Regions from separate parts of the Mus musculus genome. Here all the other regions are linked to region 2. A link is a loop called in an ENCODE intact Hi-C map of the cell type or tissue named here. Cell type or tissue: heart. All regions are shown on one strand. Region 1 overlaps Slc12a8 (solute carrier family 12 (potassium/chloride transporters), member 8). Region 2 overlaps Heg1 (heart development protein with EGF-like domains 1). Region 3 overlaps Slc12a8 (solute carrier family 12 (potassium/chloride transporters), member 8).

The links. A loop is a pair of places that touch in the nucleus more often than their neighbours do. Peaks named below come from ENCODE experiments on the same cell type or tissue, not always from the same donor. Only the 100,000 strongest peaks of a DNase experiment are listed, where the experiment ranks them.
Region 1: it touches region 2 in a loop (2.3-fold over the local background); 10 of 42 quality-filtered maps call a loop at or near these places.
Region 3: a loop joins it to region 2, with 2.0 times the contacts of the local background. A loop is called at or near these places in 7 of 42 quality-filtered maps.

Annotation. Positions count from the first base shown.
Region 1 is chr16:33,555,795-33,563,794 of GRCm38, forward strand. The region is part of intron 4 of Slc12a8 (solute carrier family 12 (potassium/chloride transporters), member 8); the gene reads left to right. Among named protein-coding and RNA genes, the nearest start is that of Slc12a8, 42 kb to the left of the region's middle. In heart, a CTCF peak has its summit at 4,612; DNase peaks (open chromatin) are centred at 3,557, 4,697, 5,667 and 7,267; H3K4me3 peaks cover 570 bases; H3K27ac peaks cover 2,886 bases.
Region 2 is chr16:33,690,578-33,698,577 of GRCm38, forward strand. The region is part of intron 1 of Heg1 (heart development protein with EGF-like domains 1); the gene reads left to right. Among named protein-coding and RNA genes, the nearest start is that of Heg1, 10 kb to the left of the region's middle. In heart, a CTCF peak has its summit at 3,575; DNase peaks (open chromatin) are centred at 964, 6,334, 6,904, 7,514 and 3 weaker places; H3K27ac peaks cover 3,544 bases.
Region 3 is chr16:33,580,871-33,588,870 of GRCm38, forward strand. The region is part of intron 4 of Slc12a8 (solute carrier family 12 (potassium/chloride transporters), member 8); the gene reads left to right. Among named protein-coding and RNA genes, the nearest start is that of Slc12a8, 67 kb to the left of the region's middle. In heart, a CTCF peak has its summit at 3,208; DNase peaks (open chromatin) are centred at 91, 1,161, 3,331, 6,641 and 3 weaker places; H3K4me3 peaks cover 1,416 bases; H3K27ac peaks cover 5,813 bases.

The DNA.
Region 1 (8,000 bases), 130 kb before region 2:
GACACAGAGCACGGTCAGCTTAGTTTTTCATTCATGCTGGACACTTGCTACAGATATTGAGGCTTTCCCCTGATGTCATCTGTCCTTTAAAAATATATATAAAGGAGTAATACATCCATAAAAAATCCATTTTGATCTAAACTATATACTCTATTTCTTTGTATAGTTTCCTGAAATTAAATATACTGCAAGTGCTAGGTCCTCAGCCTTCCTTAACCAACTGCTATAACCACAGAGATAACAGAAGTTTATCCTCATGTAGTTCTGAAGACCAGACGTCTGAATCAAAAGTGTCTTGGGGTCACTGTCCCAATAAATCCCTAGAAGAGACTTTTTCCTAACCCTCCTCCAGCTCCCGGGAGCACAGTTGTCCCTTAGGTGTGCCTGGTCACTCTAGTCTCCGCCTCTCTCTCTCTCACATGGCCCTGTTGTCTTTTTACTGTGTAGTCAGTATTTTAACAAAATAACCTCATCTCTACAAATAGAGCCAGCCTGATAATCCAGGCTGACCTCCTGTGGAGATCCTTAGGTCTGTCTGTAAAGCCCCTTTTCCCACGCGAGATCACATTTGTAGGTTCTTAGATCTAGGGTGAAAACATACCTTTGGGGGTACCACTCACCCCAACACAGCATCACCTTTGATTTGCTTTATTTTCTGTGGCCAGTTCCACGTAGAAAATGCTCTGCAGAGCTTCCAGATGCTGCTGGTGCTGTCCCAGGGCTCCCCTCATGGAGCCTGTCTCTTCAGCCTTGCTTTTCCTGGAGAGGTGATCTCTGCTGGGTCCCAGCTGGTATGCTGGACTCTACCTCTTTGTCTAGGTCCTGGACCCTATCCTGTAAGTCCCAGAAAATGTAGGTCCCCTTCAGCAGTGATTGACATTGGATCACAAATCCTAAGTTGAAAATACTTTGGAATAGAATTGTGACAACATTTTGCTTCTCTGCCTCGCACCCCACAGTCTCAGGTATTTGTGCTGTTCTGATTAAGGAAATTGTAAATTATGCATATGCGTGTATCTGTGAACATGTACGTGGGTGCCCATAGAATACCGGAAAGGGCGACAGATTCCCCCAGAGCTGGGGTTACAGATAGTTGTGAGTCACCATGTGGGTTCTGAAAACTGAACTTAGGTCCTCTGGGAGAGCAGCCAGTACTCTTAACCACTGAGTCGGCTCTCCAGCCCCTAAAACAACAACAACAACAACAACAACAACAATAACAACAACAACAACAACAACAACAAAAATCTATCAGCTTGTTACCTTCAATTTGGGGGTTATTGCTATTTCTTTTATAGTGTCTTCCTCCCACCCACATTTTTTTCCTATTTTGTAGTGTTTAACTCAAACTTTTATCAGGCTAGCCTTGAGCTTATGATCCTCCTGCCTCAAATCCTGAGAGCTGGAGTTACAGGTATGTACCCCACAGCCACCCAGCTTCCTTTGTTTGTTTGTTTGTTTTTCGAGACAGGGTTTCTCTGTGTAGTCCTGGCTGTCCTGGAACTCACTCTGTAGACCAGGGTGGCCTCAAACTCAGAAATCAGCCTGCCACTGCCTCCCAAGTGCTGGGATTAAAGGCGTGCGCCACCACTGCCCAGCTTGTAGCAACCCTTCTTTAAAAACAATTTTAATTTTTGCAGTTTAGGTTACCACCAAAAAATATTAAATGGAAAACTGGAGAATTAACTGATCAAATTAATTGACAAACAGTTCATAAGTTTCCCAATTATTCAGTTTCGCTGTTGTTAGTCTTTTCCAGGGCCTACCTTATAAATTAAACTTCATCATAGGTGTGTGTGGGAAAGAGCAGGATTTAGTGGGATTTGCAGGTTTGGGCATCCCAGGGATCTGGGGATCATTTGCCAATGATCCCCAGGAATAATTGATAACTACAAGAGTTGGATAGTAGGTTTGAATGTTTGTCATTTAATTTTTAAAAAATTTTAAACTGTGTGTGTGTGTGTGTGTGTGTGTGTGTGTGTGTGTGACGTTTGTGTGCTATATCCCTCTGTCTCAGGATGTCTCTCTGTGTCATATTCTCTTTGTCCTGACTTTCCTCACCACCTCTGTCCCTGGCCACCAGGTTATTTGCCATGTAGGCTGGCAGCAAGGGTCCCTCTTTCTTTCCCGTCTTGTCTTTCCCTAGCACACACCTCCCCCTAAGACACAGTGTGGGACTGTACAAAGATGAACAGCATGACTGTGTAGACATGACACTCTCAAACATTTGTCTCAAAGCCCCTAAAATGCCTTGGGGGGGGCACTCATATTTCATGTATATAAGACGAGTCTCATGCCAAAACGATCATAATGCCATGAAAGTCAGGCAAATAGAGAGAAAATGTATTTTAGAAGATGAAGTAACACGAGGTACATTTTAATGCTAGTTTCTACATTTTTAAAATGAAACTGTGAACCGCCAAACATAATCCCTTGGTTATCCGGGCAGGCATTTGCCAAGCTTCTGTGACAAGCCCACATGACCATGGCGCACTGCTCCGCGTGGTGTCTGAGTCAGTCAGCGGGACCTGGGATAGGCTGGTCTCCAGCAGGCAGAATCCAGCAGGCAGAAGCTGCTCCGTGAGGCTGGGGTCTTGTATTTGGCCGATGAAGGGCAGAGTCACAGCATGGGAGCTAGGAAAGGCTCCAGCGATCTTGCCTGCTTCTGCTCTCAGCTGAGACGGCTCTTCCTGAGCTTCCATTGAGCTCTTGGTCGCCACAGGACCTTTGCTCAACTCTGATTCCTGTTTGCTAATTTGTTCGTTTTGGGTTTTGGTTTTTGCAGGGTCTCACTGTCCAGGCAGAACTAGAACTCACTCTATAGCCAAGGATCCTCTGGAACTTCTGATCCTCCTGTCTCCACCACCCAGCTGCTGGTCTTAAAGACATATCTTGTCACGCCTGGTTTTATCTATGACCCATTTTGCACATTGGTCATGTACCTATTTGAAATAGCCATTTTTCCTTGATTCTGTGAAATAAGTCCTTTGCTCTCTTCTTGGTCTTCCTAGTCCTCATATGGTCAGGGGAGCGTGGAACTCAGTTCCCTGCTGTCAGTGATCAGGGGAGCACAGAGCTCAGTTCTCTACTGTTGGTGATCAGGGGAGCACGAAGCTCAGTTCTCTGCTGTCAGTGAGTACTCTGGGATTTCTTCATCATCACCGTTGCCCTGCTTCATCTGCCTCCCTAGAGTTCTCCAACCCAGCTTCCATATTGCCAGTTCCCATGGTCTACACACCATCTCAAATTAAAGTCAAACACCCTCTGGCCCTTCATTCATTATCTCCATTTTTCTACTTTTAAAAGTTAGGATTAATCTAATTATCTCTTAAAAGTAGAATTGTCTTTTCTTCACTGACAAGTTCTTATGTGTGAGTAATATATCTTGGTCATATCCACCCCCAAGACCCCTTCTAACAACCCTGAGACATCCCCGACACATCTTCCTCCCACCCTCACATCCGCTCTGGCTTCTGTATTGCTTTGGCAGCCCACTGAAGCCAGTTGTTACTTTCTGTTGAGTGGTGACTCCTGACTGTGTTGGCCTGGTCTTCTGCCGGTGGCCATAGCTGCTGTGGGTTCCCGAGTGTATTGATCGTGGCATGTCCAGAGGACAGTGCCCACAGTGCTCCTCCCCACCCACAGTACTCCTCTACACTCACAGTGCTCCTCCACACTCACAGTGCTCCTCCCCACCCACAGTGCTCCTCCACACTCACAGTGCTCCTCCCCACCCACAGTGCTCCTCCACACTCACAGTGCTCCTCCCCACCCACAGTGCTCCTCCCCACACCTGGGGCCTTCAATTCTTTCTGCCTCATCTGAGATGGTGTCTCAGCCTTGAGGGTGGGATGGAGGTCACATAGCTGTCCCATTTAGAACCGAGGACTCACTCAGTCATCAGTTCAGTCTCTTTGACCAGTTATGCGTCTCTGACCAAGATTACAGGGAGCACTGGTCTATATGTGTCACTATTTAGAAAGAAGCCTGACAATATGTCCACTTAGCAAAACCACACTGTGACAGATGCTGGGCAGGGTTGCTTCCCACCTCAGAGACGCAGAAGCAGCAGTCTGGAGAGAGGAGTAATTTCTAGGAACCCAGGCTTCTGCGGTCAGCCCCTTGCTGGTCTAGCAGAGAGGCAAAAATCTGAGTTATCAGACTTAGGTTCCTGTGTAAGGCCTATGCCCTAAGGCATGGACTTTTGCCTAGGTTTATAGTATATACGTGAGCTCTGTCCTGTGGAGCAGGGTGAACACGAACATTCTGGCTGCTCCTCTGGAGTGTGAAGTCAGCCCACATGGTGGCTAAGAAGGACAAGGCTTGGATCTTTCAGAATTGCTCAGCACTGGCTTACAGAGACAGGCAGTACATATTTGCATGGAGAGAGCCCACGAGGAAAGGTAGCCAGACTGCATGGCCTTTTTTGTCCCTGCAGGAGCGGTCGGCTAGTCTGTAGCCGCCATAAGGGAGGCCTCCATGCCCTTACTGTGAGACCCCTGTCTTGCACCCCATTTTTAGCACCCTGCTTCAGTCCTGGAACGGGAACAGGGGCCAGGTTACCACTGTGGCATTACCTTCCCAACCAGCTCCTGCCCCTTGTGGTGGACACCAACGCTGCAGGCTTTGTCTCCAAGTGGTTTCCAGGCTGTGGGGCAAGGCCTGCCTGGAGGGCCGGCCTTGCAGTGCCCTCCGTGGCCTCTGTGTGGAGTTGCAGTCTGTGTTCTCTCGGGACCTCTGGGCAGGATACCTCGCCCCAGGGCAGCTCACTCAGCCCTTCTCCCTTCCACAGTCCTAGGAGGAAACACCCACTCCTGTGTGTGGATTGCTTCTCCAGAGCTGGTGTTTATGTTTTTGTTCACCAAGGACTGTCATGCACACACTCTCAAGTGACACTGGACAGGGCTGGGCAGGGTTACTTGAGAGATGCCGAAACAGCAGCCGGGAGAGGGGACGTTGGTTCTGAGAGCGCCGCTGTGCAGCTAGCTCCCAGCTGGTCCAGCAGAGAGAGGCAAAGTCTGGGAGTAGGCAGAGAACTATTTCAATGAGGGCCTGACTTTCATTCCAGCCTTGGTCCCCATGGCCCTGCCTGCCCCTAGCAGTGCTGGCAGAGTCCGAGGGAAGCAGGGAACACCCTAAGCTCTGGTTCAATGCTAGACCTCTGTCCACCTGTATTTTCAAACTGCATGGGGTTGGGGATCCCTGCCCGGTGTCCTCTGCTCCTACAGGCTTCCGCATGGCCTTCTTCAGAGATGGGCAGTGAGGTGTAGTGTGGGACAAAGACTATGGGTCCCAGTGTTCTGCTCCCAGAAACCTGGGGATAGAAAGTCCCCTAACCCATTGGTCTGGAGTGTGCTGAGAGCATAGCGCCCATCTTTGTTCCAAACCTCTCACTTGACTGGTGCTCAGCCAAGGCTTGAACTCACAGATCTTTGCTGTGTGTGTGTGTACATATGTACGTATTTGAGGAACCGGGGAGAGGGACACTCTATATGTATTATCCTAGTCACCCTTGAAACACCTAGTGGGGGCCGTGAGGTAACAATGCCCACTTTATAGACAAGGGAGTGGAGACTCCAAAGAGCTGGTCCAATTTTCCTAGATTGTGTAGTAAGTGGCTTGGCTAGTATGACCTCAGAGGCGCCATGTGCCATCAGGTAGAGGTAGGGTCTCTATACTGCTTCCATTCTTTCAGATCAAGAGGGTCTGAGAGCCTGAGTTCTCAGCCAGCCTTCTCTTGTGGGGGTCAGATGGTCAGAGCCAAGCCCCTAGAGGGGTAAACAAGAGATGAAATAGAAGCCTGTGAACAACACCAGGCAGGGTGGTGACAAAGACATGCTCTCCCAGTGCCACTAGGAACTGAGATCTCGGACAAGCTCAGCCAACAAGTGCTAGATTCAGGTCCAAAGTCCGGCAGGTTTATTGTCAGGCCACCGAGGTCACTCCCCACGTAGCCTGCCTCTCACCCCTGGGTTCTCCAGCAGCTGCCTTCTTCCTGGAAGGCGGGGTGATACAGCAGGTGGCTCCACACTGGTCCTCTGCATTGAGCCCGAGGGCAGTCCCACCTCAGCGTGGGTGAGCATTTCTGCCATTCCTTAGCATAGTTCCCTGACAAAGATGCCAGCTGAGAGTGGGCAAGGAGCACAGCTGGGTCAGGGTAGCAAGCCTGCGGGATCTGAGGCCGCGGTAGAAGGGGCATGGTGAATAGCCTTTATTTTTGAGACAGCATCTCATTGTGTAACTCTAGCTGGGTCTGGATTAACACTATGTAGATCAGGCTAACTTTGTACTCAGAGATCTACCTGCCTCTGCTTCTGCCTCTGAGTGCTGGGATTAAAGGTGTACCACCAAGATGTTTTTATTATTATTATTATTATTATTATTATTATTATCATCATCATCATCATCATTATCCTATCTTCTGTTTCTCTTTTATCTCTCCCCATACTTGACTTGCCTCCCTTTCTGGTTTCCTTCCCTTCTCTCTTTCCTTCTATCTTCATGATTGGATCCTTGAAATGAACCAGTGTATGGGAGTTTTTGGCCTAGCCCAGATCATTCATTCCTATTGCTGTCCTAAATCCTCTTGGTACCCTTTTACCACTAAATATATATGTTAGTGTGTTTAGCCGAAGATGTGACCCCTGTGACCCCTGTGGACAAAGGTAATGAGCAGCATTTGGGTGACTTGGAAGCAGGCATTGCGGATGATTTAGACTTGAGGAGTGTGGTCATTCATTTATATTGGATCTCAGCAGATGCCATTCACCACGGAGGGCTAGTGTGACAAGTTCTTGTTATAGACACTGGGACAGAATCTGGAAGCTCATGGATGCTCAGGGAGAGATGAAGTTGGGCCTGCCTGGATGCCCTTACCTGGTCCCTCTCTTCAGAACCCTCATTTGCTTTGACAGTGATCTGAGGCACACGGCTGGGATGTCATAGTGGGACTGAGGCTTCAGAAGAGTCCCAGTTGCTGGAATTGTCCCTTAGGTGGCTTGTCACAACAACGTGAATGCTCTGGGGGATAGGGATAGATACTGTCACGTCTGTGTCACCCAGCACCGGGCTAAGGCCTCAGGCAGGGTTTGAGACTCTGTTAATTGGGCAAATGAAGGAATCAGAATGTGGAGAGCCCTGGGGAAAGGTCCCGGCCACCCTTGGCCCCTTGTCTGCAGACCTGGGTGGCTGATCCTCCCCAGGCTCCCCCCAGAGAGGCGCCAACCTTCCTGTTTTGGCAGTGGCTCTCAGGTATTCTGTCTGCACAGGCTCAGCTGGCAAGGGATTTCACAATGCCTTCACAGAGGGCCCGGCCCTGGGTGGAGACCGGTTACAAGTTCAGTCAGACCTTCTTGGGCAGAAGGAAGGAAGAAGGGTTACAGCTGAGAGAAGCCGTGGCTTTGAATGTCTTCCTCCTGGATTTTCTTGTATGTAAGGAGTGGTGGCGCTTAAGGAGGCGCTGCATATTTGATGAAAGAGTGGAGAGGGGGGGATGGGTCACTGGGAAATCGGACTGTATATCCTACCTATCCCAGGTCAGTACTGTATCTGTGTACTGTCACAGCCTTGGATAACAATACTATCTCCCCCTCCTCCCTCCCTTCTTCCGTTCCTTCTCCCCCTTTCCCATGTGTCATAATACCCATATCCGTATGTAAGTAAATCAAACCAGAATCTAGACAACGGGGACAGGGAGTCTCCTGCCTTATTCTTTCCAACTGTGTAGGTCTGAAAGGAAGGCGAGGGATCTGGGGATGCTGAGAGGAAGTCAACGGAGCAGGGATGTTGGCCAGACACTCCCATAGATCAGCTGGAGTCTGGCTGGGGATCTGTGGATGTATGTTATGAATAGGCAGTCCAGCATCAACCCGAGGGGCCAAAGAACAAAACTGGTCTGACTTAAACAGACCCTCCTTTGCTCAGAACCAGACACCAGGCAAGGCAGATGAAGGATTGTGGGAAGGGAATGTCAAATGCCGCTAGCCAGTTGTTTCTCATCA
Region 2 (8,000 bases):
TGAGTCTGGCTCATAGCGCTCTATGTGCGCTCCAGTTCCGTGCATGCCTCTGGAGTATCTTCATTCTCCTTGGCTGAATACATATGTACGTAGATAGGCAGCACCTTTTCTTTATCTGCTTCCTATTGACAGCCGTCTAGGCTGGTTCCATATTAGCTCAAGACTCTACGTAGAGGTTATCATCAGTCAAGGCCAGAGGAGAGAAGATGTGGGGATGTGAATTGGGATTTCGAAATTATCATAGACCACAGCCTGGGAAGGGAGCTAAGGCTGTTACAGAAGGGCCTTAGAATCCTGCCCTGTCCATGTAATGGAGCCACAAGCCTTCGTGGCCTTAGGGAAGAGACCAGTGTCTTTTGTGTGTTCATGTTTACTTGAGCCTGGAGATGGGCCTTGCTGACAACCCCTGGCAGGTCTCTGCCTCACTTCAGCCCAGAAGGTATTCCGGAGCTTGTGGGAGGAAGGCTAAGAAGTATTAAATCCTTGAGTTTGGGGGAATGGGCTAAAATCAGGACAGGGCTGGAGTAGAGGCTGTGGGAAATGGAGGGTGAGAGAGACAAAGGCCTTTCAGGGGGACAACAGGAGAGCCCAAGGCTGCCAGCCAAGGAGATGCTGGGAGGGGAGAAGAGGGGAGGGGAGGGGAGAGCAAGGGAGGAGGGGGAGGGGAGAGGAGGGGAGGAGAAGAGAGAAGAGGGGAGGGGAGGGGAGGCTATCAAGAGGACTTGTTCTTCAGTGTAAGGAGGTGTCTCCTGCTGCAGCTTTTCACTGTAAAGACCCATAGGCAGCAGGTCCTAGCAGAGGAATTCTGCAGTGCCTTGATAGTAGGGACCTGACCCAGAGAGAAGCCAGGTCAGGTTCAGCCTGGAAGGGCAGTTGTTGAAGCCACATAGGAAGAGGAAGCTAGCTTTGCCTGGGTGGTGAGCACCCAGTCTAGATGACAAGAGGAAGAAGCAGTGACCCAGGCACCAGCCAGGGCGGGGAGGCACAGTGGGAAGTGGGGTGGTTTGGAAACTGGCTGTGGTCGGAAGAACACTTCAATACCATACTCAGGATAGCCATGAAACCTGGAGGCTCTCCCTCTACCTGTGAGAATAAGCTAGCGCGTTTCTGCTGACACATCCTTTGCCCTTGTTAGATCCAGGTTAGCGTGAGCAGGGAGACTGGGGAGGAAGTGGCTGGGCAGCTACCACTCCGTTTTATTTGAGCTGTTTAGTTGGGACGGGTAGGGTGTAAAGTGAAGCCTGCGTGTGGCATGGTGAGTGTGGGTGGCATCCGATGTGGTATCCCTGTAGCAGATTGGTCAGTGAAATGGAGAAAGACAATCAGAAAGATCTACACTTGATCTTAGCCAAAAGGCCGAGAAGCGATGATCAGAAAGATCTAGTGCCCGCTGATTCTCCCCTGCAAGCCGACCACCCATGTCAGGAGCAGCACCCACCTACTTAACCCAGAAGCCCGATGTCACCCTCTACATGTCTTCTTCCTTGGCCTTCTACAGGCTGATTGTGCTTCTGAAATACACCAGGACTCTGCCCTCTGTGTCTCCCTTGCCCTTTCCGTTCACCCCATCCACTCTTTCCCACTAACGGATGCTCAGGAAAGCCACAGTGATCTTCTTAAAGTGTGATTCAGGTCACCCGATTCTTACCTTAAAACCGCTAATAGCTCTGCAGGGCGACACTACTACCTTTCTAGACTCTGATGCTAACTAAGTCCGCTTGCTTCTCAGAGCAGTGTTTTCTTTTGCTTTGCTGTTTTTGAGGCAGCGTTCCACTATGTAACCCAGGCTGGCCTTGAATTTGGGATCCTGCCCCCTTACCTTCCCAAGTACTAGGATCACACGATCATAACCAGTAGTCAGTGCGTGTGTGCATGCATGAATGTGTGTGTGTGTGTGTGTGTGTGTGTGTAAATGCGAAATTTACTCCTGTCTTACTCTATCTTAGAGGCTTGACACAGGTGTCCCTTCCTGTAGCTCCCCCATCACAAATGCATTAATATGTCAGTGTTGGAAGGAAGGCAGGTTGGCTGTGAGGACTGGATCCTGAAGGGCCAGGAAAACTGGAACAAGGTCACACTTCCTTTGCATGCCCTAGAGGGACTGTAGCAGGGCTGTACCCCATGCTGTAGGGCTAGGACTACCAGATCCCTTAGGGAAATAAAAGACCATCTGCTAAATCCACAGAGGCTGCTAAAAACAGAAGAGTTCTTTCTGCTTTATATTTCAGCTCTAGGGTCCTTGAACTTAGTAGCATTATGTTACCTTTTGATCACGTGGAGTTCTTGAGGAAAGCATACAGGTGAGATAACACAGGAGAAACATGGGCTATCTCCGTGTTTTTCCTTCCTGGGACTGTTGGGGCTAGGGGGCAGGGTGTAAAGGGGTGCTCTGATCTTGCTCAGGAATCCTGGGATATCTCTGTGTGAGGAAGGAGCCGGGCTTCTGGAGGTGAAGAAGTGGCTTTGGTAAGCTGACGTATGTCTCCTCAGTGTTTCTGGTAGATTGGGAGGTAAAGGCCAAGGAGGAAGATGAGTAGTGTGACTCGGCGCTCAGGGGTATCCTGCTACCACCATCCTTGGAAGCATCCGGAGTTTCAGGAAAGAGTAAAAAGTGCGCAGAAGAGAGTGCTGGGCTGTTGCCTGGAGGGATGAGCTTTGGACAGGGTTAAAGCCTCTGTTTTCTCTCCCTGGGAAGTGGGAGGGGTTGGAGTAACTTCATTTGGGGAATAGGCTTCATTCTTAGAGCCTCTGGAGCCACCATGGCATTTATTGTCACCATAGAGTAAGACTTCCAGTGTGTGACTAGAGTCCTGCTACCTTTACTGGCATCGACCCCAGCTGGTGTCCAAGCTCAGTGGCAGCCACTTGCCAACTATGGGACTTTGAAGGTTTCGCTTCTTTGTACCATTGTTTTCTCATCTCTTAAGTGGGCAATTAAAGAGCCCTTCCCAGGGAGTATATGGGCCATCTGCCCTGTCAAGCCCCCAGCTCTGGGCCCAGCAGGAAAGCACTATAAATACTAGAAGTTCTTCTGCTGCTGAAACTAGGGCTTGTTTGCACTGGGTACACTGTCTTACTTTGGTTTCTGCTGTTTTGGGTCAAAACCACATTGGTGAGGAAAGGGTCTATTTCATCTTACATCTTATGGTCCATCACTGAGGGAAGTCAGGGCAGGAACTGAAACAGACTGTGGAGGAGTGCTGCTCACTGGTTTGCTGGCCTGGGCTTGCTTAGCCTGCTTCCTTATATGACCCAAAACACCTCCTTATGAGCAGCACTGCCTACAGGTAACCTGGGTCCTCCCACCTCAAATGGTAATCAAGAAAATGCTCCTATACACTTGTCCACAACCCCATCGTCTGATGGAGGCAGTTCTTTTGACCAGCCCAGTCTGATGGTGGCAGTTCTTTTGATCAGCCCAGTCTGATGGAGGCAGTTCTTTTGATCAGCCCAGTCTGATGGAAGCAGTTCTTTTGACATCTCCTCTTTCCAGGTGTGTCTAGGTTTGTGTCCGGTTGATGAAATACAATCAGCACAGACACTGTTGATAGCATCCTGCTATGCACACAGTCGTCCACTGGGTGTTTTAGCGGACTGGGTACCAGTTCTAAGAGCAAGAAGCTCAAGTCTGCATCCTAGAGACCGCTGGCCTTCCTCTATTCCAGAGCTCTGCCATTCTCATTCATCTCATCCCTAGAACTCTCCACCCTTAGCCTTAAACAGAGCAGAAAGAGCCAGATTCAAAGCCAGAAAAGCTCAGTGCAGCCATCCCTGCCTGGGACCTCTGAGATGGGATGGGATGATCCCATAGGAAGCGAATGGGATGGGAAGAAAACAGTCACGTGAGGTGGGGTTGTGCAGTAATAAACCTCTGAGGAGCAGGTTTGCCGCTCTGTGTGCAATGGGCGTTCTCCTAGGTGGGAACCTCTGGCGGGTCCTTCTTTTAAGCATGTGTATTTCATTTTTAATTATGTGCATATGTGCATGTCTGTTTTGGTGTGTGCATATATTAAACATTGTCAGACTTTGGGGAGTCACATGAGCAGTAACAGAAATGCTGGCCTAAGTGTTGTCCCGATGAGACTTCTCTGAAGAGGCTCATACCCTCATAGGTGAGGTTTGTGGCTTGTAGGAAATTATTTATAGTACAGGCTTGCCTTGTGGTCATAGAGTGCTGTTTGTTGTGTGTGGTGGCCCCGTAGAGAGATGGCAACGGTGGCTCGAGGACTCTGACATGGGTCTTAGCCCCTTCTCTGTCTAGCCATGTGGCCGAGGGGTGGGGAGTGGGGGCAGGGGCGGGAGCAGGCTGCTTCTTAGTGTCTCAGGGTTATGTTAAAAATGGGGCTATTAGGAGCAGAAGATATGGCTCAGTGGTTAAGGGCACTGACTGTCCTGCCAGAGGACCTGGGTTCAAATTCCAGCACCTACATGGCACTTACAACTGTCTATAACTCCAAGATCTGACACTCTCATATAGACATACATGCAGGCAAAACACCATTGCACATTAAAAAAAAGGTAAATGTATTTTTAAAAAAATTTTAATGAGGCCATTAATATCTTTCACACTCCTTAACAATTGTGACTATGATGGCACCCATAAACACAGTACTGTGAATGAAGACCTCCGGCGTATCATTTGCTCTGGACCTGCCCCCACATTTGTAAAACAGAGATAACAGAACCCATCCTGTTGATTTCATGGTTATAAGCTTGAAATAAAACCACATGGGCATGCTTTGTAGACATGTACACACTGTTTATTATTAATGCTGTATCAGACTGTTAGTCTAAGGCAGGGCTTCATGAAGGTTGACATGGCAGGATGAGGAGACAGTCGGAAAGGAAGAGGAGAAAAGGAATGTTTGTAGTCAATGTCAGCGGCCTTTTTAAATGCTCTGTCCCTTTGTCCCTTCACTTGTCTCTGGCTGCTGTGACCAGTCCTCCCTGTCCCTCTCTCCCTCCAAGAGAGGCATCCTTCACATCTCCCTTGGCCTTCGGGCCGCCTCCAGCTTAACCCCAGGGGTTGTTTGGGCAGTACCGCCTGTGAGCTGTAGAATCTCTGAAAAGAGCCATGGGATTGCGACCAGAGAGTCGGAATGTGGTCAGGTTGGTGAAAGTTGTCTCCCAGGGCAAACGTGTGGCCCTAAGGGAGAAGAGCTTTATTTCTGGGTGCTTCTGGTGTTGTCTCTCAATGGGACGAGGCTCTGGAGAGGCGGTTAGTTCTGAATTGGTTCTAAGAAACAGCCAGGTTTTGCTAGAAGGCAGGAGGAAAGCAGATAGGACATGCTAGGCAGGGAGAGCTCCACCGGTCTTCAGGCCTATAGACTCTATAGGGCAAAGATGGAGGGGGCAGCTTGCCTTCACCTGCCTTCTCTGAGCTTCACTCCTCTCAGTAGCTCAGGCCTGTCCCTTCTGCTAGCTGCCAGATGGTCACAGGTTTAAACCCACAGGTAGCAGTTACAGATGCGATGTGACATCCCTTCTACCCAGCTCCCCTAATTGCTCTTGGTGGCCCTTCCTCCATCTCCCACCCATCTGAACTGCCATCATTTCTGTACTTGACTTCTCTCACCTGCCAGTAGTTATCCACCAACTCTTCCTCGCTCCTTGCCGCCATCCTCTTCCCTGCAAGTCCCAGTGGAACACAGGCTCCCCTCATCTGTGGGCCACACAGAGCAGCATCCTCCTTTGGGCTATAAAACCTGTCTAGATCCCAGTGTCCTTGGTGACCCACCCTTGGAGCCCACCTAGGGGAAACCTGTTGGTCCTATTTGATGGAAGTGTGACCTCCCCACTCCTCTTAAAGAAACTTCTTAGCAAGCTGTGTGTGGCAGCACATGCTGTTAGTCCCAGCTTGCGACAAGTAAAAGCAAGAAGATCCATATGAGTTCGAGGCCAGCCTGGTCTACAGAGTGAGTTCCGGGACAGCCAGTGCTAGTTAGAGAGACCTTGTCTCAGGCTATGTAGAGAGAATTTGTCTCAAAAAATATAAATAAAGAATCATGCCTGGTCGGGGTCCATGGTGGGGGGGGTGTGTCCCAGAGAGAGCTGATGACTCTGTTCCCCAACCCCCTTCCCGCCTCCTCCTGAACCCTGTGTCTACCAGGGTCTACTCCATTCATTTTCCAACAAGCATAAACAAATTAGATTTCTACCATTCCCTGGAGGCCAGAGCCACTTCACAGAGGTCTAGGAATACGTTAGCTGCAGAACTTAGAAAAGCTCCCCACAAGGGCTGTGTAAATGTTGGAAACCCTAGCCCCAGGTCCCGCTCACACCCAGGCAGTTTCTTCCTGCCCCTTCTCGGCCCTCCTCTCTCTCCCCCTCTTCCTCCTCGGAACCAGGATGTTTTGCCTTGCCTCTTCATTGTTTCACTAACCTGGCAGGTCTCCTTTGGTGGAGCCCTGCCACAGCTTCCTCTCTGGGTGTGAGCTAACACAGGGAACACACAGGAGCAGAGGCCTGCTCTTGCCCTGTGCCTTCCTCAGCTCTTGGCCAGGCATGGCACAGGCTGCCAGACTCGGCGTCCTTCCAGGGGTCCCCCTTGGCTGAGGAGCCTCTGCCAGCAGCCTTTTCATGTGTTTTTCAAAGGATGAGAGGGGCAGAGAAAATGCAAGGATAGGTGCCCTTCCAAAACAAGGTAGACTACCCATTGCAGAAAGCTTTTATGTGTTCTTATTTAACTGAGTGGGAGTCTTCTGGCCCTCGATCCCAGGACTTTCTCTTGAGGACACACACGTGCTCGCGTGCGTGTGCACACACACACACACACACACACACACACACACACACAGTCCCATGAGTTGCTTTTCTCCTGACCGAGTAGGCTACTTCCCTCCATCGTGATCCTCAAGGGCCCCTCCTGGCCAGTTCTGTTTCTGGGAGGCTGACCCTAGTCTTACAACTCCAGGCTAGTCCTTGTCCTAGCCTGACTGAGTTCAGATCTCCAGATCTGTCTCTTCCTGAGAGGAAAGGACACGGTAGTGAACAGCTGACAAAGACTGGCCCTCATGGGCAGCGAGGGTGGTGTGCCTTTTCAACTTGACACTCTTCGTCAATAGAGCCTGCCCCAAGGGACTTTAAAAAAAAAATCATCCTCAGACCTACGTCCAAAGGCTCTGTGATGTGTGTGATTTTTCTTAGGGCTTCTCCTTTTAGGATAAGAACAAGGAACGAAACAAAGGTTCCTGGGAGTCCTGGACTATCCACATTTACGGCTGAGTCTTTTGTTCACACAAACTCATTTGGCTCCCAAATGTCCTCCACCCAAAATCATTACATCCGCAGCAGCAGTTCAAAACACAGCCTGGAGTGGCCGAGCAGGCCTTTCTGGGGAGATTACAACCACTTTCACACACACACACACACACACACACACACACACACACACACACACACACATCCAGGTTCCTGCCTGCCCTGAGAGTATCCCACCTCTGGCCATCCTGTCTGAAATCCCCCTCATTTGAAGAGTTCCTGGGAAGGGGAAGGCCAGGAGACTCCTCCTGGGGAGGGCCTCGGCAGCTCTGGGCAGAAGGAAGGCTTTCCAGCCCCAGGTTTTGCCTTGCAAACTCCCAGGGGCACCAGCTCTGCTTCGCTGAGCTTCTCACACCCCAGAGGGACTCAGTTGACTTATTTACACAGCTCAGCCCTTACAGCAGCTCTCCCTGTCTGACTCATCCTTGTAGCCTATGGCTGGTGTTCAGTAAAAATATATGTTCTGGTTTTCAATGCGGCTAAATATACCCATCATAAAAGTTACCGCTTTGACCATTTCCAAGTTCCAGTCAACAATCACAATGTGATTGCACCCGTCACATTCATCTGCAGAGATCTCTCATCCTAAACAGAAACTCTTAAGTAATCGTCCCTGGCCTCAAGCCCCAAGTAACCTCTGGCCCGCTTTCTGTCTCGATGAAGTTTTCATTCTAAGTACTTCACGAGTGGAACCATACAGGGTTGGTCCTCTCGTGTCTGGCTCAGTTTGCTTATGCATA
Region 3 (8,000 bases), 110 kb before region 2:
ACCCCAGGAGATAAGAGGCCAGCTTTTCCTTTCTCAGGGAATCCTTCAGGCTGAGAGTTACACAGGCCAGGCCTCTGGGGGTGGGGGGTGGGTGGGGGAATCTGGGGCCACAGTGGGTGGGACCTCTCTAGTCCCCAAAGCAGGGCCCTAGTTGCCCCTGGAGCTCCTGGCTCCCTGCCAGGTCTCCCTGCATCCTTGGGATAGTTGTGAAGCCAGCACAGTGTTAGAATCTGCCCTGGGCCCCTCTCTCTGGGATTCCTACCTCACTGAGAAAATGTGCCAGGCTGTTGACAGCTTAAATGTCCAGCTGGGACAGCACTCCACATGGGATCTGGCACAAGCTTGGCTGCCCCAGTAGCTACTGCTTTCCTCTCCTTAAGGTGACGCTTTCTTCTTAGAGCCCAAGTCAGGCTTTGTCCTCATTTCTGGCATTTTTTTTTTAAAGATTTATTTATTTATTTTATGTATACGAATGCAGTGTAGCTGTACAGATGGTTGTGAGCCTTCATGTGGTTGTTGGGAAATTGTATTTTTAGGACCTCTGCTGGCTCCAATCAACCCTGCTCACTCTGGCCCAAAGGGTTATTTATTATTATACATAAATATACTGTAGCTGTCTTCAGACACCCCAGAAGAGGGAGTCAGATCTCATTACGCATGGTGGTGAGCCAACATGTGGTTGCTGGGAATTGAACTCAGAACCTCTGGAAGAGCAGTCAGTACTGAGCCATCTCTCCAGCCCCCAAGTACTTTTAAAAACAGAGGCCATTGGTCATAGAAGGCACAATTTGGCTGTTAGAAGCCATCTTGCAATAGGAAACGTTCAGCTTCCCTTCCACAAGGAAGAATGCTCAGCTCAGAGGAACCAGGCTGCTCTTTCAGAGTGTAGAGGTGGCAAGGGTTCAGTTGCTGGACACTTAGTCACTCCCCCATCAGAGCAGAGCATCTACCCCTCCTCCTCTGGCCCTTCATCCCCTTGGATGCGAGAATGTGTGTATGTGTGTGTGTGTATGTGTGTGTGTGTGTGGGGGGGGGTTGGTGGGGGTGTTACTGCTTCCTGGCAGCCTGTCCCGCTCAGGGTGGAGGCCTTCCCCAGGGACAGAGGAGGCTCCAGGCTGCTTTCCTTGGGTAATCTGGGTGGACCCTGCAGGCCCAGCCCCATTTCACGTTTCCCTTCTGGCCCCTGCTGAATGTCCAGCCCTCTCTTCATGTTTTCTCTCTGGGTGGAGTCTCAGACTTGGAGACCTCATTCACTCCTCCACAACCCCTCCTCGAACGACCAAAGTTACCAGGGATGAGGCTAGAGTGCAGGTTGAGGGCTGCTCCCAGCTCACTGCCCAGAGTTCCCTGGGGCCTCTTTCAAACCTGTCCTATCTCCTCTTTCTTCTCTGCAGGCCCATTAGCTGTACACACTGGATATGGTCTATCCTTTTTAGGATTTTCTTTGAGGCCACCTCTTACTCTGAAGCCAGCCTCGAACTCTTCAAGCACCTGCCTCAGTTTGAGGTCCCCGGCAAGCCCCACCACATCCAGCTCAAAACACTCTTACTGGACACCTCTAATTGTCCTGGGCAGGGGGAATCCATCATATATGGCCTTGGCAGTATCTGGGGTTTCTCTTCGTTTGACTCTTGCGTCTTCTAAATATTCTGCTTCTGTCCTGCACACTAGTGTCCTTCGTGGTTAAAGTGGCTCGGTCTCTGTAAGTTTACGTGTGCATCCTGTGGGGTCTGAAAAAATGATGTTTCTCTGGAGTCATCACCACCTCTGGCTCTTACAATCTGCCCACATCCTCTTCTTCATAGAACTCCTAACCTTGGACGGAGGCGTTTGATAAAGATATCCCATTTAGGACACAGTGTTCCAGAGCCTCTCACTCTCTGGATGGTGTCCAGTTGTGGATCTTCTTGTCGTTGGCTCTCATCTACTGTAGGAAGAGGCTTCTCTGATTGGATGGAGCGATGCTCTGATCTGTGGATATAGCAAGGTGTCATTTTATTGCTATGTTGTTGTTATTGTTTTAGCAGAATAATAGTGTTATGTTTTCGCTAGGGACCATGACCGAGGAAGCCTCAGGTTCTTGAGCATGGTAGCAGTGTCACACACGGGAATGTACCAAACGCCACTCCTAACCAGGAGCTGTTTGTAATTGATTACTTTCTGGGAAAGAAACAACAACAACAACAACAAAACAACAACAACCCAGTTTTCTCCAATGGTGTGTCACTAGGAATATCAGCCACATTCTAGGTAGGCCTCATGCCCAGGAATTATTGGACAACATAAAAGTCTCTGTGGTCTTGGTTTGCGTGTGTGTACTTTTTGTTTTATTGTGGTATTTTTTGTCTTACTGATTTTTTTCTTTATTTTTATCTGTTTTGATTTTGTGGTTTTGTTTGTTTTCCTTATTTTGTTTTTGTGTTTTATTGAGAAAGAGAGAGAGAGAGAGCGAGAGGGAGAGAGAGAGAGAGAGAGAGAGAGAACACAAAGTTGGTTGTGGGGAAGAATTAAGATAGAGAAAAGAATATGATTAAAATATATTGTATGAGAATTAAAAAAAATACAAATTTTAAAAATGGCCCAGTCAAGCAGACCATACCCCTGCCCTTCTTCCCTCTTTTCATCTCTCATTATCTGCACTCAGGAAAACCACAAATCACTGTTGACCCAAAACCGTGGAAGATAAAACCATTCAAGGCCCTAGACAGGTTGTAGCTGCGTTGGTGATGCTGGTTGTCATCTGCTGGTTCCCAGTGGCAGGGCAGGAGCTTCGGGGCAGTCTTATGCCTGGACTAGATCTCACACCCAATGCCCAGGCAAGAGGAACCCAGCTGGGATCTCTCCCCAGGCCATGCCTCCCTGTGATCAGGATCCCAGAGTGGGGCAGATGATAATGCTAAAGCCCAGGCTGACAGGGTCCCTGCTGCTAAGCGCCTCTTGCCCCTTGTTGCCGCTGTGAGATGGGCACTCTTTGAACACTCCTTTTCCTCACCCCTCTGTCAGGCTATTTTAGATGTGCCCGAGTCTCTGTCCCCAGAGGATGACAGGTAGTGTGACACTGGGCTCTCATGGATGTCAGTCCAACTCCACATCTGAGGGGGTTGGGGCGGGGGCTTAGGACCGGCCATACGCTGCTGGAGGCTCGAGTAGTACTTCCGGCAGTGACTGTACTGTATTTCCTTCTTCTTTGAGGATCTCAGCGTGCTGAGCCCTGGTGGCCTTCCCTTCCCCTGCCAGTGTCCCTCGCGCCCCTCCCTTCGGGGCTGTTTTGGTGCCTGTGTTTTCCCAGAACCTCGGCCTCTCCTTTCCTTTTCCTTGCATAGTGACTCTTCCTGTGATCTCTCAGGCCCCACCCTCCCTCAGTCTGGGGGGCGCCGCTGCCTCCCTTCCTCTCTCCAAGCCCTTCCTCCACTCTTTCTATTCCTGGTTGGACCAGACTCTCTCATTGTCCCTTCCCAGGAAAGGCTTGTCTGGCTGGTCCCTGGTCCCTGGTCACCGGTAACTGATTGCAGGGTGGGGGACCTGAGCTCAGAAGAAAGCGGGTGATGCGGGAAGCTCCGCCCGCAGCCCGCAGCCCACAACCCACAGCAGCAACACCAGCAACGTTTTTAGAAGCCTCATTTTCTAAGTTAGTCCACAGTCACAACGGGACTCCCTCACCAAGGGCTCAGCTGCCCGTACTCAGTTCACCAGGGTTTGTGTGTGTAGCGGGCTGGGTGAGTACTTACACTACAGATGCCACAGGGTGTTTCCCAGCAGCCACCGCGTGGCTAGGTCTGTGAGCCTGGGCAACTGGTACCCAAACCCAGATCAACGATTCTTACATCACCGCTAAAGGCATTTACCACGGGAAGAGGAGACCTTCCGTCTGCACCCCCCTGAGGAGGTAACACTAAGCCCCCAAGAACTACAGCCTACTGACAACTTCAGGGGAGTGACCGGAATCTGGGGAGAAGTTAGGTCTTTCTACACACAGGCCTGCAAGGGCATCCCTCTGCCTCTTCCTGCCTGGGCCTGTGAGGATTTGTTTCTCCCACCCCTCCCCCATTCTGCTTTTGGTCTTTAAAAGTACACAGCACAGAGGGGCCCTGGAGTATTTTTACTCGGTGGATTCAGAAGCAGATGTTCAGGTCAAGCCCAGGCGCATTCACAGGCAGCAGCTGCAGGCTCTCAGCATCCCAGGCACTTAGGCTTGGAGATGGCAGCTGACAGGACCCAGTTTTTGCAGCAAGCAGTTACCATTTGGGTGTCAGGAAGCAAGCTTTGTTTGGGGGTGTAGCTCAAGGCTAGGGCACTTGCCTCGAACCCTAGACCTGCAAAAACAGAAGCCCCAAACATAGTGCATGGGGAGTCTTGAATGCAGACAGACCTGGAATCCCAGCAGGGTTGGCTATCCTCTCAGCTGGGCCTCTATCAACCCTACTCGGTGCCTCTGACCTGTGGTGCTCCACAGGACATGCCTGCCTTTCCCAGATGAAGTCTGCCCGAGGGAGACACCGGTTTCTGAAGCTGAAGAGGACTGCTCTGTGTGGGAGGCAGAGTGACAAGCCTCAGTCTGAGCTGTCCCAGGATATTTATTACAAATCCTGAGAGGGAATCAGAATGAGCAAGCGTCAACAGGCTTAGGAGGTGTGTGTGTATGTGTGTGTGTGTGTGTGTGTGTTTGTGTGTGTAATAAGGCCAGTCTCAGATACTCCTTTTCATCTGAGAGAAAAATGGCCTATATGGGACCAAGCAACCAGGCCCAATGCCCTGTCCCCATGAGCTTGGTCAGAAAAACTATAGATTATCTCCCTAGGCCCCAAATTCTAGACTCAAGGCCACAGCCTCAGATTTCACTTCAGAACCTTACTGAACCCCTCTGGCTGTGTTGTGGGTGATACCCCTCCCTAATTAAATGCTATTTATTCTCTTACTCATGACTTTCTCGTAAACGATTCTAATCATTCTGGGAAGCAGGACAAGTATACACGGGGAGAAAGAAAAGAAGATGGCACATTTGGGATGCCCCTCTAGACACTTGGCCTTCGCGTGGGATCATTTCCTGAAAGATACGACTTTTTCATAATAAGTAGATTGCCTTCAATTTTTTTTCTTAACTGCAGGAATTTTATAGGAAAAATTTGAAGGAGAAGACTTGCTGAGTCTAATGGCAGATGTCAGGAACCTGTGCACTGGGGAGGTGGAGCCAGGTGGGTCAGGAACTCCAGGCCAACCCAAGCTACGTAATCAAATCTATCTTGGGAGGGAAAGGGCAGATGAAGAAAGAGAGGGAAGCAAAGAGGGGGAAAGAGCTAGATCCCAAGGAGGGAGGACAGACAGACGGAGGGAGAGATAGATCTGCCTCAAGGAGGGAGGAGGGAGAGACAGAGAGGATAAGAATTGCCATAATTATTTATATAGACAACCACAGTTAATATTTTGTTTTTTTTGAGACAGGGTTTCTCTGTGTAGCCCTGGCTATCCTGGAACTCACTCTGTAGTACAGGCTGGCCTCAAACTCAAAGGCATGTACTACCAGGCCTGGCATAGATATTTCTTCCATGTATAAGTTTATTTTTAATATTTAAAACATTGGAAGTTTTTATTTATTTATTTATTTTTAATTAGCATGCTAGGTATTAGATAAGATTATGGCTTGTCAGTTTTCTGCGCTACTAAGTACTGTGGTGGTTTGCTATGATACGGGTCCTCATGCATGCTGGGTAAGAGTGACACTCTGAGCTGTACCTCAGCCCCATTCTCCTCCTGTCAATCAAAATTCTCGCCTCCTGCGTGGCTGGGGGTTACACGTCTGTGCCTCCAGGTCCGACTTCAAACATCTTCACTGACATCTAAAATATCTCAGTTCTCCATAGTTAGAGACTTAGATCTTTCCCCACATTCATATGATTGCAAGAAAGCATTAATTATCTTCGTCAACAGGTTCTTTTCAAGGTTAAGATTATCTCTCCAAGAAAGGCTAAGAATTAGACTTATTCCAGGGCAGAGGGTCAGGGCAGCAGGATTGTGTGTGCCAGGGAATGTGCTCGTGGGCGTGTCAGTGTGAGTGTGTCAGTATGAATGTGCCCACGCGTGCTCCTGTGCCCATAGAAGTGTATTTGTGAATGGTCTGGTGTGAATGCGTGCTTATGAAATACCCTCGTGTATAGGTGTGAGTGTGTGTATGTCTGTGCGTCAGTATATGTGTGTGCTCGGGTGTAGTGCATGCTTGTGAGTGTGTCAGTGTCTTTGCTGGTAAGCTGTGTATTAGTGTATGCTTCTGCGCCACCGTAAAGATATGCTATGGACATGTTAGAGCTGCCTTTCTCATTGGCCCTGGAGAGGCAGCCTCGAGGCCTCTCTCTGCCTTGCCCAATTTTCTCAGCCTGTAGATGTGAGGGGAAGAGGTAGAGAAGGCTTCCTAGTCGACCCGACTAAGCAATCTCTCAGGCTAGGCAAAGCTCTCAGGCCAGGGTCCCAAAACCCTTCGAGTTCTAAGACCTCCTTGGAGGCGGTGGAGAGGAACCATGTGGAATGAGGTGTTTATGTGCTGTGGGCTGGCCTGCCCCGGGGTGCACAGCCCTGGCTCAGCTGTGCGTCATCTTGGCCTGGCTGAGCCAAGCTCCAAGGCTGCCCTGGTTTTCTCCTCAGGAAGACTAGTCTGTGGGGTCAGCCAGCGGGTAAGCTAAAGTTAACTTAGCTTGTTATTGCTTTTTGTTGAAGAGGGGAGGACCAGCTGTGAGGAGGCCAAGCCATTCAGAAACCCGGTGCTTGGGATTTAATATGCCAGAACAAAGTCTATATTCAGCCAAGAGAAAGCAATTGACGATGATTTGAAAGTGTGGACCGGACTCCCAAAGACTCCCTGTGTATCTTGGAGCTTCATAATTCTCTTGAAGAATATTTTTCCTGTGAAGTTATGACTCCTGGAAGCCGAAGAAACGCACAGTCTCCTGGGAGCCGAGGGAGCTCCCTTTGTGGAGGGGAGGTCAATGGTGGGTGGGGGTGGACCAGGCCTGCAGCTACGGTGGGCTCTGTTCTCAAGCTCAGCTCTGGGGCACTGTGGTGGCGGGGGTGAGGTGATGCAAGCTAGCAAGTTCTAGGGGACAAGACTGAAAGCCAAAGCGGAATATTTGGGGTGTCTCTGAGCCAAGAATGCTTCACTTGTGTCTCAGAGTTCCAAGGCCTGCTAGTACATTCACATATGCTGTTCAAGGTGACAAAGAAGCAAAATGGATTGAAGGCACTTGAGAGACGTTGTTTAGGTTGATGTACCAACACATTTAAAATACTTCGAAGAATTCAGACCTCAGATGTTCTTGTAATAAAGTAGCTTGAGAGTGAGTGCTGCAGGGGCCAGAGAAGGAGATGTACCCATGGGATCTATGAGAGGAGTCATTTTACTGTGAGTCCTATTTGGTCTACCATTTTACTGTGAGGTCTACCTATTGTGGGCCAGGTAGAGTGGAGGTGTGCCAGAGTGGATGTTTCACCTCAAGAACTATGGGTGGGTTGAGCCGGGTGTGGTGGCGCACGCCTTTAATCCCAGCACTCAGGAGGCAGAGGCAGGCAGATTTCTGAGTTCCACGCCAGCCTGGTCTACAGAGTGAGTTCCAGGACAGCCAGGGCTATACAGAGAAACCCTGTCTAGAAAAACAAACAAACAAACAAACAAACAACTATGAGTGAGGGGCTGGAGAGATGGCTCTGTGTGATTAGGAGTGAGTTCCTGCTGTCACAGGATTTAAGTTCGGCTTCCGGCACCCATATCCGGCAGCTTCCTAATATCTATAGCTTCAGGGGATCCCATGCCCTCATTTGAACTCCATGTGAATAGACTCATGTATCCACATAAATAAAATTAAAACAAGCATTTTTAAAACAAGGACTGTGGTAGAGGCTGGGGACATAGCTCAGTTGGCAGATCAATGTTCTGGCCTGTAATATCAATAAGTTGGGACTATAAGACAAAACAAAAAAATGTGGTTCCATAGAGACCTAAAGTGGCTAGATTTATT